2 separate regions of the Homo sapiens genome follow, and region 2 is linked to region 1. Evidence: chromatin contacts called from ENCODE POLR2A ChIA-PET data. All regions are on one chromosome and are shown on one strand. Each heading gives the region's core, a stretch centred on a gene start or an enhancer-like site at or near the end of the contact. The rest is flanking DNA. Distances are from core to core; before and after follow the strand shown. Region 1 overlaps ANKRD13A (ankyrin repeat domain 13A). Region 2 overlaps ATP2A2 (ATPase sarcoplasmic/endoplasmic reticulum Ca2+ transporting 2).

The links. ChIA-PET counts read pairs that join two places held with the same protein, here RNA polymerase II (POLR2A).
Region 2: POLR2A ChIA-PET joins it to region 1 with 10 read pairs in AG04449. The contact joins two enhancer-like sites. POLR2A ChIA-PET finds 5 or more read pairs at or near these places in 2 of 52 experiments (AG04449 and GM12878).

The regions. Positions count from the first base shown.
Region 1 is chr12:110,022,326-110,027,322 of GRCh38, reverse strand. It overlaps ANKRD13A (ankyrin repeat domain 13A), which reads right to left. Exons shown (of 15, transcript NM_033121.2): 7 at 3,211-3,277; 8 at 1,500-1,581. Among named protein-coding and RNA genes, the nearest start is that of C12orf76, 24 kb to the left of the region's middle. RefSeq lists enhancers at 2,320-2,389, 4,052-4,552. Within about 2 kb of position 2,747, at least 13 of the 41 ENCODE cell types and tissues checked have a DNase peak (open chromatin) inside an H3K27ac peak, as active enhancers do.
Region 2 is chr12:110,310,156-110,315,469 of GRCh38, reverse strand. The region is part of intron 5 of ATP2A2 (ATPase sarcoplasmic/endoplasmic reticulum Ca2+ transporting 2); the gene reads right to left. Among named protein-coding and RNA genes, the nearest start is that of ATP2A2, 32 kb to the right of the region's middle. RefSeq lists an enhancer at 758-837. Within about 2 kb of position 2,314, at least 14 of the 41 ENCODE cell types and tissues checked have a DNase peak (open chromatin) inside an H3K27ac peak, as active enhancers do.

The DNA of each region.
Region 1 (4,997 bases), core at 1,498-3,997:
TACCACATACTGCAGGCGCCATTCTAAAGGCTTCCACGTCGTAACTCATCTAATCCTCTCAATAACTCTAAGGAAGGTTGGGTATCACCTGCATTTCACTGCTGAGGAACTAAGGCACAGAGCAGAAGTAATTTCACAAGGCCATAGAACTGGTGGGGCTGGGATGGGGCTGGGATGTGGCAACCACATGCAATGTTTTTGCTTGGACCCCAAGTTCTGTCTAAATCTTTCATCACAATAGTTTGGACTAAATCACTCATTCCAATGATAAATATTCTCAAATGTCCTTATCTCCTTTTTTGGCTGAATTCAACAATTGTTCTTGATAACACATAAACAAGCCCTCACGAATAGCTTTAATTACAGCTGAGGCCAACTATGGGGAAACACCTCCAAGAATGAGTCAGACTAAGGAAATTTTCTTTCCTTTTTCTTTTTTTTGAGACAGAGTCTAGCTCTGTCACCCAGGCTGGAGTGCAGTGGGACAATCTTGGCTCACAGCAACCTCCACCTCTGGGGTTCAAGCGATTCTCCTGCCTCAGCCTCCCCAGTAGCTGAGACTACAGGAGTGCGCCACCACGCCTGGTTAATTTTTGTATTTTTAGTAAAGATAGGGTTTCACCATATTGGCCAGGCTGGTCTCAAACTCCTGGCCTCAAGTGATCTGCCCACCTTGGCCTCCCAAAGTGTTGGGATTACAGGTGTGAGCCACCGTGCTCAGCCAGGAAATTTTTTTTTTTTTTTTGAGATGGAGTTTCACTCTTGTTGTCCAGGCTGGAGTGCAATGGCACGATCTCAGCTCACCAAAACCTCCGCCTGCCAGGTTCAAGTGATTCTCCTGCCTCAGCCTCCTGAGTAGCTGGGATTACAGCCATGGGCCACCACACCCAGCTAATTTTGTATTTTTTTTTAGCACAGATGGGGTTTCTCCATGTTGGTCAGGCTGGTCTTGAATTCCCGACCTCAGGTGACTCGCCCACATTGGCCTCCCAAAGTGTTGGGATTACAAGCATGAGCCACCGTGCCTGGCCAGAAATTTTTATAAAAAAGAAGTTAGGGGCCAGGCACGGTGGCTCACGCCTGTAATCTCAGCACTTTCGGAGGCCGAGGTGGGTGAGGATCACCTGATGTCAGGAGTTCGAGACCAGCCTGGCCAACATGGTGAAACCCCGTCTCTACTGAAAATACAAAAAATTAGCCGGGCGTGGTGGTGGGTGCTTGTAATCCCAGCTACTCAGGAGGCTGAGGCAGGAGAATCACTTGAACCCAGGAGGCAGAGGTTGCAGTGAGCCAAGGTCGTGCCACTGCACTCCAGCCTGGGTGACAGGGCGAGACTTTGCCTCAAAAAAAAAAAAAAAGAGAGAGAGAGAGAAGAAGTTAGGGTTAGGCTTAACACAACCCAATCACATTAACCCTAAACTTAACAGAGCCAACAAAGAGTTCCCTCTAGGCTTAAAAAATAACAACAAAACAGGAGGTGGGAGGGTGGTGGTGATTACCTTTATATCTCTTTTTTTCCTCCTCGGTCAGATGTTCTGTGCGTATTTTGGTGATCACATTCACATTGTTTACTGTGTAAACCTGAGAGGTGTATGCGAAAGAAAACAGTGACACAGGGAATCAAAACTCCAAAAGTAAGCACAGCAAAAGCAAGAATGCTGAAGCAAAAAACAGAAAACAATCCAGCAAAATAAAAATGAGAAATGGTTAACTATCATTAGGATCCTTCAGAGAAAGTATATAAACTATCAACTGAAAAATGCATCAGCAGTTACCTCCCATGTTTGACAGTTTTAATACTAAGGAGTTAGCAGTGACAGGCTGCATCTTCCTGCTTGCCCTGCTGTGGCTAAATAGTCTCAAACAAATGCCCTGCAATCTAGGTTTCCACCTGGGTTTCTATTAAACTAAGGTACCCAAACCAGGATCCTGTACTTCTGTTGGTAATTTTTTTTTTTTTTTTTTTTGAGACAGAGTCTCCCTCTGTTGCCCAGGCTGGAGTGCAGTGGCGTGATCTCTGCTCACTGCAGCCTCCGCCTCCTGGGTTCAAGCGATTCTCGTGCCTCAGCCTCCAGAGTAGCTGGGATTACAGGCATGTGCTACTATGACTGGTTAATTTTCGTATTTTTAGTAGAGACGGGGTTTCACCATGTTGGCCAGGCTGGTCTCAAAATCCTGGCCTCAAGTGATCTGCCTACTTGGGCCTCCCAAAGTGCTGGGATTACAGGCGTGAGCCACTGCACCCAGCCTCCGCTGGTAGTCTTGTAATACTAGTATGACTCAGACAGCCATCTGCTGGGCAGAAGAGAAAGGTATGAACACAAGGTTCTCTATAGACTTATGAGCTGTAGAGAAAACCAGCAAGTCACTATTTAAAAGGCATTCTGTGCACTGACAAAAATTATTGTAACTGCCAGAGCAAATGCTCTGTTATCAAGGATAACTGGGGAATATGGTGGTCTAGAAAATCAAACATAACAGTTAACAAAGAATTCTCTCTATATGCCACGTGAGGAGCCCCAACATTCAAAGCTGCAGAAAACACACTCAGCACTATGACAAGTGCTTCTAAATGTATCTTGCTGAGCATGACGTAAGCCTTTCTTTGCTCACTCAGAGGCCACCAGAGGACCCTGCAGCACTGGGCTCCAACACCAAAAGCCATCAATCCCTGTTGTACTGAGGGACTGAAAGGCCAGGAAACAGCTTTCCAGCTGACAAAATGCCAGATGACTGGATCAACAATCGTCTCCACTATTACAACTATGTTTTAAATGCACTGATGTCATGCAAATGGGCTGTGCGCCTGCTGATTACAATTAAGCTGATTTAACAAAAAAGAGACTCAAAAGCTACTACACAACATTTGAACACATGTGAAGTCTAATCCTTCCTCTTCCTTTTTTTTTTTTAAATAATTAAGGGAATGACTAGCTTGTCATTCCTACCAGAACAACTGGTACCTGTACTCATTTCTCTACCATATTGTTTCTCTTTAGCATAGCTACAGACCTCCTCAGGGCATGCTATCCCATTTTCTGAAAGTCAAATAAGACAAAATCAAACATCCAAGTGAGAGACACATTAGACAGTTCTCATTCCCCAGAGCATCTCCATGGCACAGATGCATGAAAAAAATGGGAACAGATTCCTCATTTGCATAGAAGCTAAATAGCTATATTAAATCTTATTTTAAGAGTTTCCTTTTACCTTTGCTTCGTAACCATTAACAACTTCTGCTTTATCTGTCCTCCAGCCCCAGAATCCGGATTTAGTTCTGATAAAAAGTGAACACCACAAATTTCTACATGTACAATATGCCATTCAGATTTATATCTGTAGCCTTTATAGTTTTTTTCCCCCCCAGCTTAAGTTAGTGAAGGACACTTGGAAATCATGGTCCTATTGTCCACAGGAGGCGGTTAGCAATGACAGATGGCTTATGCACCCTCCACCCTCCTCCCACAGTTATTAATCAATTTGCCTCACCCCAGGCATAGAAAGCCTCCAATCTTGGCTTCTTTACAAAACTGCCAGCATTGAGGACAAAGGTGGTGACATTTATTGGACAGCAGTCCCAAAGAAGTGACTGAAGATGACCAGCATCCAAGGGCTTGCCACAAGGTGGTAACCAGGTCAGAGCATTTATCTGGGTCATCTTAACTGGGGACATGCATGTCAATGGTGGGATCTCCACAAGTAGCCACATCTCACTCGAGGAATTCTTAGAACAATGAGGCACAGACCATCCTGCTCCTTACAAAAGAGCAGGTGGGCCAGGAACTCATCACTGTGGTGAGCTGCTTGGAGATGCCATTAGGTCTGCAAAATAGCTGAGTCACATGTTTGGGCAGGTTTGGTGCAGCAGGGCAAAGGATGTGAAAAACAGATTTTTTTAGCCCAGCTGTTAATTCCATCTCTGTGGAACTCCTTTTAAAGTAGCCCAGCATTCCAGTGGCAGATGCAGCATTGGTAATATGCCCAAAATCTCAGTTATTCAACTCAACATACTCCTGAAAAAAAATGTATTTAGGAACCAAAAGCAGCCAGGAGGCTCTGATTCTTTTTCAAAGCAGCTTGCCCTGGGAAACGCTCCCTCTCACAGGGGATCCCTGACCAGCCCTACCCTTTGTCTAGGACATCACATCCCAGCTCCTCTTGGCCCTGGCTACGGCAACAGCCTGACTTCTGCTCTGACCACTGAGTGGTTGGGATGTCATGCAGGAAGCTCAGGGAACAGCAGCAGGTTAGCCACGTTACAAAGAACATATGCGGTTATTAGCATTTTGTTTCCAAATAGTTTGCTTTTCTTCTAATGGGATTTGGTCAATGAAATTAGTCCAGATGGTATAATGAGTTTATGTGTCTATTTTAGCCCATCAGAACAGGAGGGATCAGAGCTCCCATTTTCCTACTAGTTGTCTACAATTAGGACAGCACAACCCGTGGATGGAAACAGAGGAATCCTAAAAGTATTATACCAAATGCTATCTCCAACTGACACTTCAGAAACAAGATAACAGTCACAGGGGCAGAAGGTAAGGAACCAGACTCAACTGATTAATAAGCTACAATCCCCTTTTATCATTAATACCAGAAAATCGAGATAGCCTTTTTCCTTCAATCCTCAGTTCCTTGTTTGCTTAAGTCACTTGATGTCTTGCCACAGGAAGTCACTGTTTTCTGGCACAGACTCTTCTGATGGATGGAAAGATGATTACGTCTGCTCCACCTCACCCTTCATGCACGCTGGGAAGACGGCGCTATGCTTTTCTCCCAAGGAACCACCAAGCTCCTCACCGGGCTACCTCTGCTCCTTCGGCAATCCTGCCTCTACTGCCCTAAGCATTTGCACTCTTTTTTTTTTTTTTTTTGAGATGGACTCTTACACTGTCACCCAGGCTGGAGTGCAGTGGTGCAATCTCAGCTCACCGAAAGCTCCGCCTCCTGGGTTCACGCCATTCTCCTGCCTCAGCCTTCCAAGTAGCTGGGACTAC
Region 2 (5,314 bases), core at 1,065-3,564, 290 kb before region 1:
TTAAAAAAGCTAACATACACAACAGACAAAATATATTTTAGCTCATAAGGAATATTTTATAATGAACTGACTAAAAAAATGACACTGATCATTAAGCAAGTTTCCAGTTACTAGAGTTATGGGGGTAGAAAGGTAACCAATTCATTAGATGTTGCAAAGGCAACCATGCACTAAGCAATGTTAGAGTACTCCAGCCTACCTACCAACAGAGATTTTTATCACAAAAGAAAAATGCACGTTTAAAAGGTCAAACACCATTCTTCTTCCCCTCTTTCAACAGATATATATACAGTTAACAGTATATTGCCGGGCGCGATGGCTCACGCCTGTAATCCCAGCACTCTGGAAGGCTGAGGCAGGCGGATCACAAGGTCAGGAGAACGAGATCATCCTGGCTAACATGGTGAAACCCCGTCTCTACTAAAAATACAAAAAATTAGCCGGGCATGGTGGCGGGTGCCTGTGGTCCCAGCTACTTGGGAGGCTGAGGCAGGAGAATGGCATGAACCCAGGAGGCGGAGCTTGCAGTGAGCTGAGATCATGCCACTGCACTCCAGCCTGGGCGACAGAGCGAGACTCCATTTCCAAAAAAAAAAAAAAAAAGTGTATCTTCTGGATTTTCTGGACATCTCTTTATGTACAACATTCACTAAAACAATATTAGACCTTTTATATTTATACATACCTGTCTCATTTTAAAAAGTGGCTGTATAGTAATAATAAGCAATGAAATTTTGAGACTATTATTTCTAGACCAGGTACTGCTGGAACAGCTTCACAGGTTACTAATTCAATCTTCACAACTCTAAGGAGGGATCTATTATCTTTACTCCCTCCCTGTTTATAGATGAGGAAAATGAGACACTAAAAGGTACTTGTTCAAGGCCACAGTATTTCACAACCATACCATGAACTAAATGAATCATCCTCTATTTTTATGGCTATCTAGTTATTTCTAACATTTCCTTTTACGGTGTTACAGGGTTAACATCTTCGTCTGTTATCTTTTACTTTTGCATACAAATGTATACTCCCACCAAGTTTATGTCCCTCCTGTTTCCCCATTCTCTCAATCTTGTATTTTTCTGGCACTGATAATGCCAAGCCCTTTGTTTTACTTTTTTTTTTTTTTTCTTTTTTTGAGACAGAGTTTCACTCTTGCTGCCCAGGCTGGAGTGCAATGGCACGATATCAGCTCAGCACAAACTCTGCCTCCTGGGTTCAAGTGATTCTCTTGCCTCAGCCTCCCAAGTAGTTGGGATTACAGGCAAGCGCTACCATGCCCAGCTAATTTTGAATTTTTAGTAGAGACAGCGTTTCTCCATGTTGGTCAGGCTAGTCTCGAACTCCTGACCTCAGGTGATCTGCCCGCCTCGGCCTCCAAAGTGCTGGGATTACAGGCATGAGCCAGTGTACCCGGCCACCAAGCCCTTGGTTTTCAAAAGTTCCATTATCGGCCGGGCACAGTGGCTCATGCCTGTAATCCCAACACTTTGGGAGGCTGACGGTGGGTGGATCTCTTGAGGTCAGGAGTTCAAGACCAGCCTGGCCAACATGGTGAAACCCCGTCTCTACTAAAAAAAAAATACAAAATAGCCAGGTGGGGTGGTGCACACCTGTAATTCCAGCTAATGGGAAAGCTGAGGCAGAAGAATCGCTTGAACCCAGGAGGCAGAGGTTCCAGTGGTCCAAGATTGCACCACTGCTCTCCAGCCTGGGTGACAGAGCCGAGACTTTGTCTCAAAAAAAAAAAAAAAAAAAAAAGTTCCATTATCTTTTAATATAAAAGTTGGTCACAGTTAAATCTGCCCATCTAGGTGGTTTGGTGTTAATGCTTAGGAAAGGTGGTTCCCATGGCCAGCAGCGGTGGCTCACACCTGTAATCCCAGCACTTTGGGAGGCCAAGGCAGATGAAGCACTTGAGGTCAGGAGTTTGAGACCAGCCTGGCTAACATGGTGAAACCCCATCTCTACTAAAATATACAAAAAATTAGCCGGACATTGTGGTGGGTGCCTGTAGTCACAGCTAACGGGGAGGCTGAGGCAGGAGAATGGCGTGAACCCAGGAGGCGGAGCTTGCAGTGAGCCGAGATCATTCCACTGCACTCCAGCCTGGGCGACAGAGCGACTCCGTATCAAAAAAAAAAAAAAAAAAAAAAGGAAAGGTGGTTCCCAAACCACATGGTTTCTTCTCCTTTTTCCAAAATCTTCATCTCAGTAGCAAGAATGAAAAGGTTGGCACTTCCTGGTACTGTGACTACCACTGAATCATGGGGAGTAGAGAGGAGGTGATTACAGGAAATCAGGAAGGAAATGCCAGCCCCATGAAATCAGGTCAGGCTTCAAGATCAACTGGCCTATCATGGTCTGATGGTTGAGGAGAACTCTCATTTCTCACAGTTCTTAATGTCTTAGCTATTCTGACAGTGCTCAGGGGCTCTCAAACTCAAAAACTCTCTATGCTGATTTTTGTTTTAGACTATTTTGCTCTTCTGCTTATCCGTTTTCTAGAGTAATAATTTATACCTTGGCTTTGGAAACAGAGGTATAGCTTCCAGGATTTACAGAACAACTAAAGCAATTTTTCTTTTTTGTTTTGTTTTCTTTTTTTTTTTTTTTTGCAACAGAGTCTCGCTCTGTCCCTCAGGGTGGAATGCAGTTGTGCAATCTAGGCTCATTGCAGCTTCCATCTCCTGGGTTTAGGCGATTCTCGTGCCTCAGCCACCCAAGTAGCTAGGATTACAGGCATCCACCACCACACCCGGGTAATTTTTGTATTTTTAGTGAAGATGGGATTTCACAGTGTTGGCCAGGCTGGTCTCGAACTCCTGGGCTCAAATGATCCGCCTGCCTTGGCCTCCTAAATTGCTGGGATTACAGGCATGAGCCACCATGCCCGGCCTGTACTTCAGTTTTCAAAACTAAATAGCTAGAATCCTGAGGTGGACTTTCTGAGGAGGAGGACAAATGAACCTCCTGAAGTTGCACACAAGATTTTCAATATATGTTTTTGGGGAAGAAAGTCCATAAATTTCATTAATTCTCAAAGGGACTGTGATCTAGAAATGATTAAGATCTGCTCTAGAGCCTTGCTACTCAAATTATTGACCTGGGAGCTTATTAGAAATGCAGAATAATCAGGCCCCATTTCAGACTGAACCAATCAAAACATACATTTTAACAACATCCCCAGGTAATTCCTGCACACATGAAGTTAGAGAAACATTGATCTAAGCAGTGTGCAAAATCTTAAGGCTCCCCACCCCCCGAACTTTTTTTGGGAGACAGAGTTTTACTCTGTCTCACTCTGTCACCCAGGCTGGAGCATACTGGCACGATCTGAGCTCACTGCAGCCCTGACCTCCCAGGCTCAACTGATCCTCCCACCTCAGCCTCCCGAGAAGCAGGGACTACAGGAGCACGTCAACATGCCCAGCAAATTTTCATTTTTTATTTTTTTAGAGACGGGGTCTTTCCATGTTGCCCAGGCTGGTCTCAAACTCCTGAGCTCAAGTGAACCTCGTCTCAGCCTCCCAAAGTGCTGGCATGAGCCATGGCTCCCAGCCTCACTATGCAAGTTTTTAAAACTTTTTTTGTAAAGACAAGGTCTCAATATGTTGCCCAGGCTGGTCTCAAACTCCTGGGCTCAAGTGATCCTCCTGCCATGGCCTCCCAAAATGCTAGGATTGCAGGGATAAGCCACTGCACCCAGCCAACACCTTTTTTTTTTTTTTTTTAAACAATTCTCTTTTCATATTTTACAAAAGACTTTGGTACAGAGATTGTTGTGGCCCACAAAACCCAAAATATTAGCTGGACGCTATAGCTCACACTTATAATCCCAGCGTTTTTTTTTTTTTTTTTTTTTTTTTTTGAGATGGAGTCTCGCTCTGTCCCCCAGGCTGGAGTGCAGTGGCGCGATCTTGGCTCACTGCAACCTCTGCCCCCTGGGTTCAAGTAATTCTCCTGCCTCGGCCTACCGAGTAGCTGGGATTACGGGTTACGGGTGCCTGCCACTGCACCCGGCTAATTTTTGTATTTTTAGTAGAGACGGGGGTTTCACCATCTTGGCCAGGCTGGTCTTGAACTCCTGATCTTGTGATCCACCCGCCTCCGCCTCCCAAAGACCTGGGATTACAGGCTAAGGCAGGAGGATCACTTGAGGCCAGGAGTTCAAGACCAGCCTGAGTGACACAGTGAGACCTCATGTCTATAAACAAACGAACCAACCAACCAACCCACAAAGATAGTATGCCAACTCCTCTGCTCTACAGCAGACTGACTACTCTGTTTTGTGTTAAAGAGCATTTAATGTTTGCTAAATGTTTAAAGCCAGTCAATTCCAACCCCAACAGCTTTCTAAAAGCAAAAAAAAGTCCACATGGACTCATGGCCATACTATCTAAATCACACTTTTTAGAGCAAGAAAGCTCCTTGAAACAGTACTCCAATTACCTAATTCTGCAGAGGTTAATGTACATAGTCCAATGTCATGCAGAACTAGGATCATAATCCAGGTTCTTATATGAATCCACTCATCTATTTCACAACTCTGCCTTTTACTCAACTGCTTCAAAAGCAGTTTATACCTGCTACTAAATCTCAGTACTGCATGTTAACTGTCTGAAGTAAAAGTTTCCTTCCTTTAAATTGAAAGTTTTCTTCCTTTAAATTGCTGTCAAGTTTAAGAATTATTCTTTTTATTCCCGAGTAAATCTTGAAATTGCTGGCACCCTGTTGGCTATTAAGTCTTCATTTTAGGAAATAAAATTATCAATTTCTGTACAAGTGCTAAAGCAAATGCAATTTTAAGATTGTGTTGCTTCCACTACTTAAATCTTAAAAGATGATTCGCTCCAGAGTATATACTACAAGACAGAAGTCATCTGAGAATATTTATTTCCTGGTGCTATTCATCAACCCTGGGTTACCAAGATACATAAAGTTTGTTTTAAACAACCCTGAAAACAGTGTTCTTAAGAAGTCAATAAATAACCCCTGCGGCATATACTAGAAGCCCCAAAATTCTAAAACTAAGACTTCTAGCTGGGAATGGTGGCTCATGCCTGTAATCCCAGCACTTTGGGAGGCCAAGGGAAGAGGATCCCTTGAGCCCAGGAGTTTGAGACTAGGCTGGGTAATACAGGGAGACCTTGTCTCAAAAAAACATCCCACAAAACCATGGCCGGGCACGGTGGTTCATGCCTGTAATCCCAGCACTTTGGGAGGCCAAGGGAGGCAGATCACTTGAGGTCAGGAGTTCGAGACCAGCCTGGCCAACATGGTAAAATCCCGTCTCTACTTTAAAAAAAAA